Linked DNA regions of Homo sapiens: regions 1 and 2 are each linked to region 3. Evidence: chromatin contacts called from ENCODE Hi-C or POLR2A ChIA-PET data. All regions are on one chromosome and are shown on one strand. The core of a region is the stretch at or near the end of the contact, and the rest is flanking DNA. Distances in the headings are between cores, read along the strand shown. Region 1 overlaps ATRN (attractin). Region 2 overlaps ADAM33 (ADAM metallopeptidase domain 33). Region 3 overlaps ITPA (inosine triphosphatase).

Region 1 (4,445 bases), core at 41-2,540, 330 kb after region 3:
AGTACTTATTCCTTCTGCATTTCAAGGGATTCTGGTGTATATAACCAGTGAAAGCCTGATGATGGTTAACCCTTCATTTACATCTCCAATCAAATGTCACCTCTTCTAAGAGGCCTTCCTTTCACCCTTTCTAAAGTAGCACCTTCTGTTCTTTCCCTCTGCTCTCTTTCCCTTCATAGCATTTGTCTCTACCTGGCATTACGTATACACACACCTGTGTGGGGAGTATCTGGGCTTATCTGTTGTTTTTCTAATGTGAACTACATGAAGGCAGGGACATAGTCTTATTCACTGTTGTATTCCTGGTACCTAGAACAGTGACTCACATGTAGTAAGTGCTTAGTAAATATTTGTTAGTTGAATACATAGTAGAAAATGCATCACTGTTTTGTAACTCCTGGAGCACCAGAGTTTCAGAGTTCCTAGAGTTCTGTCTTCATATTAAAAATTGAAGGGCGAGGCGTGGTGGCTCACACCTGTAATCCCAGCACTTTGGGAGGCCGAGGTGGGCGGATTGCCTGAGGTTAGGAGTTCAAGACCAGTCTGGCCAACATGGTGAAACCCCGTCTCTACTAAAAATACAAAAAAAATCATCTGGGCATGGTGGGGTGCGCCTGTAATCCTAGCTACTGAGGAGGCTGAGGCAGGGGAATTGCTTAAACCAGGGAGGTGGAGGTTGCGGTGAGCCGAGATTGTGCCACTGCACTCCAGCCTAGGTGACAGAACAAGACTCGGTCTCAAGAAAAAAAAAAAAAATGAATGAAGGGCCAGGCACAGTGGCTCAGGCCTGTAACCCCAACACTTTGTGAGGCCGAGGCAGGAGAATTACTTGATCCCAGGAGTTCAAGACCAGCCTGGGCAACAGGGTGAGACCTCATCTGTACAAAAAGTCTTAAAAATTAACCAGCCATGGTGGTGTGTGCCTGTAGTCCCAGTCACTCAGGAGGCTGAGGTGGGAAGATTTCTTGAGCCCAGGAGGTCAAGACTGCAGTGAGCTGTGATCATGCCACTGCACTCTAGCTTGGGCTAGACCTTGGGTCTAGCTAGACCTTGGGTGAGACCTTGTCTCAAAACAAAGCAAAACAAAAGGAACGAAAATCCCTTCCCCTCCTCATTTTCATTCCTTGCTTATGGATTCTTCCAGCCATTTTTGTATGCATTTATATAGGTATGTGTAAGTGTACACATGTACGGTCCATTGTTTTGCAGCTTGCTTCTCCCCCATGCCCTTATCAGAATGCCTGTTGAGCTTCTTGTTAGTCCCGCAGACCTAGGTAATATGCAGTGACTCATGCAGTCAGATTTCTGGGCATGAGCATTTAGATGGGTTTCAACCTGTTGCCATCTGAACAGTGCTGTGGTTCGCATTCTTGTATATTGGTCATCGTGTACATGAGCAAGTATTTCTTCTACAAAGAAATAGAATTGCTAGGTCAGAGTGAATGAGCATGAGGTTGTGTGTCTGGGACAGATTGCGTAGGGCCTGGCAAGGATATAGGCTTTTACCAAATGTGGTGGTGGTGGTGGTGGTGGTGGTGAATCAATAATGGGGCAAAAATCATGGACATATGAAGAAATGCAACAGCAGGTAGACATAAGAAAAACAATTAACCTCAGGAGTAAAAAGAACTCAGAACCACAATTTAAAAATTGCTTTTTACTTATTAAATTAACAAAATTAAAATAGAACTAGTAGTCCTTGCTGTTGGCAGAGTGAAGTGGGATGGACCCTTCATTCTGTATTGATACGATTTCAAATCACATATCTCTTCTGGAAAGCAAGTTGGTATTATGGCTCTAGAGTCTTAAAGGCATCATTTAGACCCTTTTACTCAGTAAGGTTTTTTTTTTTTTTTTTACCAGTCACACAACAAACATTTAGAATCCGTCATGTGCTGGGTTGTGAGTGAGGTCTTAAGAAGAACCTAGGGAGCTTTTAATGATATAGAAAATGCGTTAAGTTTTATTTGTAAAATGGAATATACAATGTAAATAACATCAATTAGGCTAAGAAAATGCATCAGAATACTAACAGTGTTGGAGTTATGGGTGTTTGTTTAGCTTCTTCGTATTCTTATATAAATATTTTATATAAAATATCTTGGGCACAATGGCTCACGCCTGTAGTCCCTACATTTTGGGAGGCCGAGGTGGGTGGATCACCTGAGGTCAGGAGTTCAAGACCAGCCTGGCCTACATGATGAAATGCTGTCTCTACTAAAACTATAAAAAATTAGCTGGGCATGGTGGTGGGCACCTGTAATCCCAGCTACTCAGGAGGCTGATGCAGGAGAATCGCTTGAACCCCGGGACGCAGAGATTGTACTGAGATTGCACCACTGCACTCCAGCCTGGGCAACAAGAGCGAAACTCTGTCTCAAAAAAAAAAAAAAAAACAACAAAAACCTCATGTCTTTCAGCAATATATGTGTGGTATTCATCACTCATAAAATTTGTTACTTTATGTGATTGTGGAGGTTTATTTTTTCAAAGAAGCAGTATAAAAAGTTTTATAAGAAAAAGAATAGGGCCATTGATTTCAAATCTCATTAGAAATACAACTCAGAATAAAGGAAGCCTAGCAAAAGATTCAGATCTGTTCCTCAAGGATCCAGAACTGATAGGGTAGCACTGTGTGTTTATCACAGGAATTTGCCTGTCTTCCTGGATGTGGTTTTTAAATTTTAAGGACGGATTTGTTTTTAATTTCTGTCTGCTACAATTTGACATGTCTGTGCTTGTGCTTCCCTCTATAAGAAGTGTGTTTTCATTTCAGTGGCCTCATTGTTCCTGAGAGAGATGGCAATGAGACTGTCCCTGAGGTTGTTGCCACATCAGGTTATGCCTTGCTGCATTTTTTTAGTGATGCTGCTTATAATTTGACTGGATTTAATATTACTTACAGGTAAGATACTTAAGTCTAGTATTTGTGATTTCATTCAGGAGACTATCTACTATGTTTTAACAACAATAATGGCTAACATAGATTGAGAGCCAGGCATAGCGTCAGGCAGTTTACATGGATTTTCTCATTTAAAATTCTTCCATAAATTCAGTGAGGTCTGGGCTCTGTTTTTCTGCTTATTTATAATTGAGGAAACTGGCAGGAAAAGGTTAGTAGATTGTCAAAGTAACTGGTGGGACCACAATTTAAACCCAGGTGTTGATGCTGTTGAACTTCTAGAAGAGAGGGACTTTTCTGCTAATGGACAAAAACGTTGGAATTTTACAAAGTACAGCTCCACAAATATTAGTAGTTGTCATGTACTCGATAGTAGAAGAAATCTATACTCATTAAAGTACCTTGATAGTCCATTTATCCCCCCTTTTAAATTCTGAATTACATTGTTTCAAAGCACTGTCAGTACAATTATATTATTATGAGATGCGTTATAGTTCAACTGTTTTTTTTTTTTTTTTTTTTGAGACGGAGTCTCACTCTGTCACCTGGGCTGGAGTGCAGTGGCATGATCTCGGATCACTGCAACCTCCACCTCCTGGGTTCAAGCAATTCTCCTGCCTCAGCCTCTTGAGTAACTGGGATTACAGGCACCCACCACTTCGCCCAGCTAATTTTTTGCATATTTAGTAGAGACGGGGTTTCACCATGTTGGCCAGGCTGGTCTTGAACTCCTGACCTCGTGATTCGCCAACCTCGGCCTCCCAAAGTGTTGAGATTACAGCCGTGAGCCACTGCGCCTGGCCATAGTTCAATTCTTACATTAAGTTAAACTAGCCTGCCTTCTTCCATCTGAAATGAGTAGATAAAATTACTAAGGAATTTTAAATATACCAATCTGGGCAGTAACCTTAAATTCTATTAAATACAAATTTTCAGAGAGTGTACAGAGGAATATGTACCATGAGGATGGTAGTTTATTGTTGGCAGTTTGTTTTATTCTTTTCCTTCCCAGACTTCCAAGCATGAATTCAGCAACTCTGTAAAGCTCATCATTAGGAGGCTACCAAGAAGAATAGGATAGTCCTCCCACCCATGAGGAGCTAACAGTTCTGCACAAATCTCCTACCTCCTTTAATTTCTTTGACTTTATGAGTTATTTATTCTTATCCTCTTATTATGAGAATCCAGCAGGGTTGATTTGATTTCATTACTTGTACCTCGGGCTCTAGCTATGCAGTGTTGAGCAAACCCATTTGGACTGAATCCTTAAGTACTGCAGTTACACTTGTGAATGAACTGAGACAGTGAGATTCTTAAACTTGTGTGGGAGGAAGTTATGCTAAGTTAATGGAAGCGTTGCGTTGTGTTAATGTAATTTTCCCTGCTATTTTTACAGTTTTGATATGTGTCCAAATAACTGCTCAGGCCGAGGAGAGTGTAAGATCAGTAATAGCAGCGATACTGTTGAATGTGAATGTTCTGAAAACTGGAAAGGTGAAGCATGTGACATTCCTCACTGTACAGACAACTGTGGTTTTCCTCA
Region 2 (4,335 bases), core at 145-2,644, 460 kb after region 3:
AGGATCGGGAGGGGAGGAGTCAGGAGACACTGCCGAAGAATGGGACTTGGAGTTGGGGAAATGCGGTGACCTCCCCCAGTTCCCCTGCCTGCTGCCCTCCTTTGTTGGGCATCTGGTCGACCCTCTTGCCCCCACCTGCCCTAGATCCTTGAAATATTTTCCTCAGACTTCTAGACCCCACATACCTCCCACCTGTCCTTCAGTGATTGATGCTCACCCCCTGCCTCCAGAGAAAACAGAATCGCCACCTGCCCACGCTGCTTCCACCCTCCCTGCCTTCTCCACACCCACTCCGGTAATGATTCCATCTTCAGGCTCCATCTCAACAGGATCTTTCCCACACGGATGGATCAATCATAAGTCAATCTGTCTTCTTTAAAGAAAATCCTTAACCCAACCTCACCTTGGCCTCATTACCTCCAGACCACCCGCTAATGATGGCTGCTTCCCCCCTCCCAGGCATTCCACCACCTGCCCCAGCTCTGCCCCCTACCCCTGCCCCACACACACCCGCCACCCTAGGAGGTAGGTGATGTGACCACCCCATTGAAAGGGTAGGGACGTCGGGAAAATATGGTTGGGCACAGTGGAACTAGAGTTTGTTCCCTGTCCATCCGACTCCACGAGGGAGAATAAAATACGTGTCAAGTGCTCAGAACAGCGCCTGCGGTCAAGCACTCAGTAGGTGATATATACTGATAACATAATCTGGGTGGTTTTAAGAGCCTGCGCTCCAGCCCGGACACCCACCCCACCCAGCCCAAGGCACCTTCCTGAGCACAGGTCTGCCTGTCCCTTCCCCAGCTCAAAATCTTTGGCTCTGGATGGTCCAGGACACTGAGCACCAAAATGGCCTTCTGTGATCTGGCCCTCCTGGGACTCTCCAAATTCATTCCCCCCTGCTCCCCTCCCTGTAGATGGAGACCTTCCAGGCAGGTCAGACAAACTGCTGCCCCCAAGTGTAGCCACTGCATCTTTTTCTTTTTTCTTTTCTTTCTTTTTTTTTTTCTTTTTCTTTTTTTTCTCTTTTTTTGAGACGGAGTCTCACTCTTTGCCCAGGCCGGAGTGGTGCAGTGGTGTGATCTTGGCTCACCACAACCTCTACCTCCGGGGTTCAAGCGATTCTCCCGTCTCAGCCCCCTAAGTAGCTGGGATTACAGGCGCCGCCACCACGCCTGGCTAATTTTTTGTATTTTTAGTAGAGACGGGGTTTCACCATGTTGGCAAGGCTGGTCTCAAACTCCTGACCTCAGGTGAGCCGCCCGCCTCGGCCTCCCAAAGCCACCGCATCTTGGTCCCTGCCATTCCCTTAGCCTGGGGTGCCGGCTCATCTTTTCCCTCTAGGATTTCTTTAGACTCAGCATATCTTGCAAATGTCCACTAGGTGGTGCTCACTCATCGCCAGCAGGGAGCTAACAAGCCGCTCCTGGGGTTGGGAGGGCGGAGGTGCCCCACAGCGGGGCTGACAGCCTCAGCGGTCCTCTTCAGCCTCCAGGGAGCCAACCACAGGCCTGCGTGACTCTCCCTGTCATCTGCACCCTCTCTGGGGTCCTCTGCCCATCCAGCCACCCGCACAGATCTGTGTCAGTCCCTGCCCCCCAACACTGATCCCCTCCTCCCAGCCCTACCCCAGCCTGGCACTCACTGGTTCTTCTCCAGCTCAAGCAGGAGCTCCTGGCCTTCAGCCTCCAGGGCCACCAGCCCCATGTCTGGCTTCGAGACCTGGGCAAGAAAATGTGTGGAGCTGAGATGGTGGCCTCCAGGCCTCCTGCCTGCCAGGGAGTAGGTGGCCTGTGGAGCCGGCTGGGGAGGAAGTTCTTGGGGAGAACGTGGGCTGGGGAGTCAGCAGGACCCCCCACATACTATGGAGGGCGTGGAGGAGGTGAGAACATACAAAGATGTTCCCAAACTCAGGATGTTTGCAGTCCTGACAACAGCCACTTGGAAGGGCGTTGGCACAGCCTGCCAGGCACACCAGCATCCTCCCTAGAGACCAGAGGTCCCAGAAAGGTGCCCCTCCCCTGGCCCGCCCTCTTCTTTCATGCCCAGAAGGGGCATCAAAAGCAGGGGAAGACAGAGGGGTGCTGAGGACATTATGGGGGCATCGGGTAGCCATGGTCAGGGCCTCCTCAGAGCCTCTGCTACCTGAGGCTTGTTTCCAAATGAGCTGCTGCTCATTCCCTATAGAATTCAAATTTGACTCCTCCACTTCCAATTTTGGCAAACTGCTCCCTCTTCCAAAGTTTTCCTGGGCCTCCAGCAGCCCCCGTCCCTCCGGCTCCGACACCTGCTTCACTGGACCCACGAAGTAAACATGGACGCCATTCCAGCCAAGAGAGCACACTGGCTCTCAGCTAGGTGTCAGGAGGCTGGCTTGGACGGCCAGCCCTCTCTCCTTCCCCCACCCTCTTGGCGTCTCCCACCCTGTGGGAACACCCCACTTCCCCCTTGTCCACTCAGCCTGGCTGGGGGCCCAGAGTTGGAGCCGGCCCAGGAGCTTCCTGGGAGGCTGCTGCGCCTTCGGAATGTTTAACCCCCGACTCCTTTTCTCCAAAAATGCACTGGCCTGGGGCCCTGTCCAAGGGTCTCAGAGTCTTTGGAGGGAGTTCTTCCTTCGCAAGTGGGGAGCAGATGGTCCTTGCCTCCCTGGCCACAGGCCCCACAAGGCCTCCAGCATGAGCTCATGAGGCTGGAATGCCACTTGCTTTATTGGGGAAAGGTCTGCACCGGGAAAAAGGCCATACTCGAGGTCCCTGTTCCTCTGCAGCCCCTGCTATCTTTACTCTTGCCCTCCTGGTACCCTGCCCCTTGATATATACCCCTCATCTTGAAATGTGAGTGTTTCCTGCCTTTTGGAGGGGACACCTAGCCTCTACTCTTTCTTCTGTACCATCTTGGCAGGCTTCCTGGGGGCAGGGGCCCACCGGTGGGGGAAGCAGAGCCCCTTTGGGGCTCTCCTCTTGGTCACAGCCCAGGCCAGACAGACAGGGAGGCCCAGAGGCAGAGTGACCCCAGTGTGTGTCCAGCCTTCCCCTCCTGGGGATGGGGAGGGCAATCTCAAAGCTCAGGCCAGTGCCGTGCTTGACCAGTGGAATGGGGGCCTTATGGGCCTAGGGGATCCCAGTGAGGGCCCTGGGTTGGGAGCTGCTGGGTCTCTGGGGGCCTCTCAGCCTTCATGGCAATGCTCCCCTGCCTTCCCTCTTGCTGGATTTGGACAGTAGGGCTGAAAATTCCAAACAAAGAGGGCTCTCTAGGAGGGGCAGGGGTGTAGCCAATGGTTTAAAATCGTTCAGACCTTAGTGGGTCTCAGGCTCCCAGCCTAAAGAGCTGTGTGACCATGGACAATTTCCCCAAGCTCTCTGGGCTTCCGTTTGCCCCTCTGTAAAATGAGCATATCAAGGCTACTGCCCTCTTAGTTTGCAGCACAGATATTATGGCACAAACAGATGGGGCATGGTTATTCTGGAAGCGTGTGAAGAGCGGGATTGGGAAGAGGCTGGGGCAGAGCGTCCTGCAGAAGAAGCACATGGGGTGGTCTTACATCTGGGGGACATCAGGAGAGTGACCACTGCCCCCCCGATACCAGAAGTGGATTCCACAGGAGCCAGTGAGGCTGAAGGTTCAGGCCTTCGTGGCAGGGCCCTGAGAGGGACAGCAGTGTGTCCACAGGGTCACATGTTCTGGTCAACTTTGCAAAAGGTTTTCTTTTTGGTGCTTTTTTTTTTTTTTTTTTAGAGGCTCCTGAAAAGCTTCAGGACCCACAAACTCTGGACCCATTTCTGCCTGGTGGGGGTGGGGGTGGCCCAGATCATCCAGGGAGGGAGGGAAAGAGGGAGGTGGGGTGGAGAAAGCTGAAATGACTTCCATGTGTGCGGGCTCACGAGATCCAGATGTCCAAACCCCAGTGCCTTCTTCTGCCCACTTGAGGGGCAGGGGAGGCAGGGGCCTATAGGAGTAGTGACTTGGTGGTTCTGGGGACCCCAGCAAAACTAGAAGCTGTAATGTAGGGAGAGACAAAAGGGCTGGGAGGTTCAGGGCCCCTGTGGAGGGCGGGGAGACATGGCACTGACCGGCTCCTCCAGGCTGACGGTGCGCCAGGGTTGTCCATCCAGGACCCAGTGCGGGGTGACTGGCTGCCCAGGGATATGTCCTGGAGTAAAGACAGAGCACAGGGTGAGGGGGACCTGAGGAACACAGGGGCATGGGACAAAGCAGAGGGAGGGGGGTAGAGGACATCCCCAGGGAGGCACTGGAGGCCTTTTGGGGCAGACTTCACCTTCAACACGCGTGGGCTCAGCCTGGAGAAGGAGGGACGCCCGTGGGCATCCTTGGATC
Region 3 (4,043 bases), core at 96-2,595:
ACGAGGCCTATTTTGTGACATCTGTAACCCCCCTTATTTTTCCTCAGTCCAGTATTTTAAGGCAAATCACAGACATCATATCATCAGTAAGTTCTTCAGCTTGTATTTATTTTTATTTTTATTTGTTTTAATTTTTTTTGGAGACAAGGGTCTCCCTGTGTTGCCCAGGCTGGAGTGCAGTGGCTCAATCTCGGCTCACTGCCCACCATCAGGGCTCAAGCCATCCTCCCACCTTAGCCTCCTGAGGAGCTGGGACTACAGGTGTAAGCCACCATGCCTAGCTAATTTTTGTGTTTTTTGTAGAGGTGAGGTCTTGCTATGTTGCTGGGGCTGATATCAAACTCCTGAGCTCAAGCAACCCACCCGCCTTGGCCTCCCAAAGTGTTGGGATTACAGGTATGAGCCACCGAGTGCAGCCACTGTATTTCTAAAAGGTGAAAAATTTAAAAACTGTTAAACAAGTAAACTATAATCATTTTAAAATACTACATAATCATTTTTTGGATTTCCTTGGTTGTAGAAAAAGTGCCTATTACAGTTGGTTAGTTTTTGTGGGTTTTTTTTTGTTTTTGTTTTTTCTTTCCTGAGATGGAGTCTCGCTCTGTCGCCCAGGCTGGAGTGCAGTGGCCCGATCTCGGCTCACTGCAAGCTCCGCCTCCCTTGTTCACACCATTCTCCTGCCTCAGCCTCCCGAGCAGCTGGAGCTACAGGCATCAGCCACCACGCCCGGCTAATTTTTTTGTATTTTTAGTAGAGACGGGGTTTCACCGTGTTAGCCAGGATGGTCTCGATCTCCTGACCTCATAATCTGCCCGACCCGGCCTCCCAAAGTGCTGGGATTACTGGCATGAGCCACCACGCCCGGCCTACAGTTGGTTAGTTTTGAATCAGGAAATCAAACAAGGTCCACACTGCATTGGCTAGTTTTCTGACTTTAAATAAAGCCTTGTATCGTCAGCCTGTGCCAGAGGGAAGCGAGAATGCCCAGAGACTTCCATTTCAAGCCTAGTCCCACTGCCTTGGGCTCTGCCGCCCCCGCTACCCCAATTGAGACCTAATTTCCCCTTTTAGGGAATTCCTCCCTCCCCACCCTTAGTGGGCGTCTTGGGAGTGGGGGTGGGAGTTGGCCATTAGGGATGCACTGAGCCCTCACTGCCCACCCGCAGGTCTCCACCAGCTCCTGGCCGGGTTCGAGGACAAGTCAGCCTATGCGCTCTGCACGTTTGCACTCAGCACCGGGGACCCAAGCCAGCCCGTGCGCCTGTTCAGGGGCCGGACCTCGGTGCGTACCCACCTTGATGCAGTTCCCGCCGCGCGCCGCCAGGGGGTGCCGCGACCCGAGCCGACCGCCCCGAGTCTGCGGGAGGGTGGTGGGAGGGGCGCCTTGGGGCCAGAGATATCTGTGCCTTGCTGAGAGGCTCCCCTGCGCAGCATAGGTAGAAGTGCTGTGGATCCTAGGAGGGTGGTGGAAAGGGTTCCCTGGGGCCAGAGTAGTTGCCTACGCCTTGCTGAGGGGTGCCCCTGGGCAGGACAATGGAAGTGTTGTCAATTCTGAAACCTGTTTGACCCCTGAGGCTGTTGTTTCAGGGAAACAGTTGGCTAACAGCTCCTGAGGCCTGATAGACCCAGAAGTGCAAACTGAAGGTGACAATTCCCAAAGCTATTTTTTTCTGTTTATTTTATTTATTTATTTATTTTTTGTTAGTGAGAAACCACACTTGGATCAAAGCTACATCTATAGCCCAGACTTCTCTAACCTCAGATTTCCTTATTCAACTGCCAAGGTGCTTGACTATCTCTCAGCCTTTCCAGCTTTTCATGTTTATGTATAATAGAATCTTAATTCTTTTTTTTTTTTTTTTTTTTTTTTTTTTGAGACAAAGTCTTGCTGTGTTGCCCAGGCTGGAGTGCAGTGGTGTCGTCTCGGCTCACTGCAACCTCCGCCTCCAGGGTTCAAGCATAGAATGTTAATTCTTGGCCAGGTTTGGTGATTTACACCTGTAATCCTAGCACTTTGCGAGGCCCCAGCGGGAGGCTTTCTTGAGCCCAGGTGTTCAAGATCAGCCTGGACACCATAACAAGACCCCATCTTTGCAAAAAATTTTAAAATGAGGCCGGGCGTGATGGCTCACATCTGTAATCCCAGCACTTTGGGAGGCTGAGGCGGGCGGATCACCTGAGGTCAGGAGTTCAAGAACAGCCTGGATAACACAGCAAAACCCCGTCTCAACTAAAAATACAAAAAATATCTGGGCATGGTGGCAGGCACCTGTAATCCCAGCTACTGGGGAGGCTGAGGCAGGAGAATCACTTGAACCCAGGAGGCGGAGGTTGCAGTGAGCTGAGATCTCGCCACTGCACTCCAGCCTGGGCAACAAGAGTGAGACTCCGTCTCCAAAAAAAAAAAAAAAAGAGGCTGAGCACAGAGGCTCACACATGTAATCCCAGCACTTTGTGAAGCAAAGGCAGGAGGATTGCTTGAGGCCAGGAGTTTGAGACCAGCCTGGGTAACATAGCCAGACCCTGTCTCAAAAATAAATAAATAGCCGGACATGGTGGTGCACACCTGTAGTCCTAGCTACTTGGGAGGCTGAGGTGGGAGGATCACCTGAGCCTCGGAGTTTGACGGGACAGTGAGCTATGATCGCACTCCTGCACTCCAGCCATGGAGTGACGGAGTGAGACCCAGTCTCAAAAAAAAAAAAAAAAAAACAAACCTTAATTATTTGCCCAAACTTATTCCTTCCGTGAGATGTATTCAACACCCCCTACTGCCTATCACTGCTCACGACAGCCTCCACCTCCCAGGCTCAGGTGATCTCCCACCCTGGAGAGTAACTGGGACTACAGGCGTGCACCACCACACCCGGCTAATTTTTGTATTTTTGGTAGAGACAGGGTTTCACTATGTTGCCCAGGCTGGTCTTGAACTCCCGACCTTAAGTGATCCGCTGGCCTCATTCTCCCAAAGTGCAACCTCCATCTCCTGGGTTCAAGCAATTCTCCTGCCTCAGCCTGCCGAGTAGCTGGGATTATAGGCGTGAGCAAAAAACATTTGTTGCGTGGTTGAGGTTCAGTAACTGGCCTTAGTCACGCAGCTCCTCACGGCAGAAGCAGAATTTGCCTTTGGGTCTAAATTACTTGGCATCTATGTGACTAATCCCAATCATGTACCACCTCCGTTGTATTTTTTAAAGAGTAAAAAAAAATGTTTTTGAGACAGGGTCTTGCTTTGTCACCCAGGCTGGAGTGTAGTGGCATGACTACCGTTCATAGCAGCCTTGATCTCTCAGGCTCAAGTCATCCTCCCACCTCAGCCTTCCGAGTAGCTAGGACCTCAGGTGTGAGCTACCACATCTGGCTAATTAAAAAAAAAAAAAAAATTGGTAGAGATAGAGTCTGACTGTGTTGCCCAGACTGGTCTCGAACTCCTGGGTTTAAACCATCCTCCCTCCTCGGCCTCCCCAAGCGCTGAGATTACAGGCGTGAGCTACCACACCTGGTCCCTTGTATTTTTTTCAGTTAGAATCTTTTGGGTTTTTTTGTTTGTTTTTTGGAGTGTTTGTTTGTTTGTTTGGAGTGTTTGTCTCTGTCTGTCGCCCGGACTGGATCACAGCTCACTGCAGCCTCGACCTCTTGGGCTCAAGCAGTCTTCCCACCAGGTAGCTGGGACTACAGGCTTACACCACCAGGCTAGGCTAATTTTTGTATTTTTTGTAGAGATGGGGTTTCGCCTTTGCCACGTGGCTCAGGCTGGTCTCAATTTCCTGGGCTCAAGTGATCTTCCCACCTCAGCCTCCCAAAGTCCTGGGATTACAGGCATGAGCCACCGCGCCTGGCCAGATTTTCTTTTTCTTTTCTTTCTTTTTTTTTTTTACTTTGATAACAACATGACATTTCATGTCACTGGATTACAATTTGTTCTTTTTCTAACATTTTCACTGTGGAATTTCCCTACTACAGCCAGTACGTATTGTACTCACTAATGTGTTCATGAAGTGGGGAGTTGGGTACCTGCTTCCTGTTGCGGTGTTTCATCTTAT

Evidence for each region. Hi-C counts contacts between places; a loop is a spot of excess contacts on that map. ChIA-PET counts read pairs that join two places held with the same protein, here RNA polymerase II (POLR2A). Pooled maps may share reads with other maps.
Region 1: POLR2A ChIA-PET joins it to region 3 with 14 read pairs in OCI-LY7. The contact joins two enhancer-like sites. A Hi-C loop is called at or near these places in 1 of 37 single-sample maps with no recorded cell type and 1 of 50 pooled maps. POLR2A ChIA-PET finds 5 or more read pairs at or near these places in 3 of 52 experiments (CD4-positive, alpha-beta T cell, HEK293T and OCI-LY7).
Region 2: a pooled map shows a loop between it and region 3 (3-fold over the local background). The contact joins two enhancer-like sites. A Hi-C loop is called at or near these places in 2 of 50 pooled maps. POLR2A ChIA-PET finds 5 or more read pairs at or near these places in 2 of 52 experiments (A549 and Panc1).

The regions. Positions count from the first base shown.
Region 1 is chr20:3,542,986-3,547,430 of GRCh38, forward strand. ATRN (attractin) reads left to right here. Exons shown (of 29, transcript NM_139321.3): 4 at 2,777-2,905; 5 at 4,299-4,445. Among named protein-coding and RNA genes, the nearest start is that of ATRN, 74 kb to the left of the region's middle. Within about 2 kb of position 1,291, at least 2 of the 41 ENCODE cell types and tissues checked have a DNase peak (open chromatin) inside an H3K27ac peak, as active enhancers do.
Region 2 is chr20:3,675,422-3,679,756 of GRCh38, forward strand. ADAM33 (ADAM metallopeptidase domain 33) reads right to left here. Exons shown (of 22, transcript NM_025220.5): 2 at 4,071-4,150; 3 at 1,646-1,722. Among named protein-coding and RNA genes, the nearest start is that of ADAM33, 4.4 kb to the right of the region's middle. RefSeq lists enhancers at 1,716-2,318, 2,922-3,523. Within about 2 kb of position 1,395, at least 9 of the 41 ENCODE cell types and tissues checked have a DNase peak (open chromatin) inside an H3K27ac peak, as active enhancers do.
Region 3 is chr20:3,217,351-3,221,393 of GRCh38, forward strand. ITPA (inosine triphosphatase) reads left to right here. Exons shown (of 8, transcript NM_033453.4): 6 at 1,167-1,282. Among named protein-coding and RNA genes, the nearest start is that of ITPA, 9.9 kb to the left of the region's middle. RefSeq lists a silencer at 1,252-1,521. Within about 2 kb of position 1,346, at least 2 of the 41 ENCODE cell types and tissues checked have a DNase peak (open chromatin) inside an H3K27ac peak, as active enhancers do.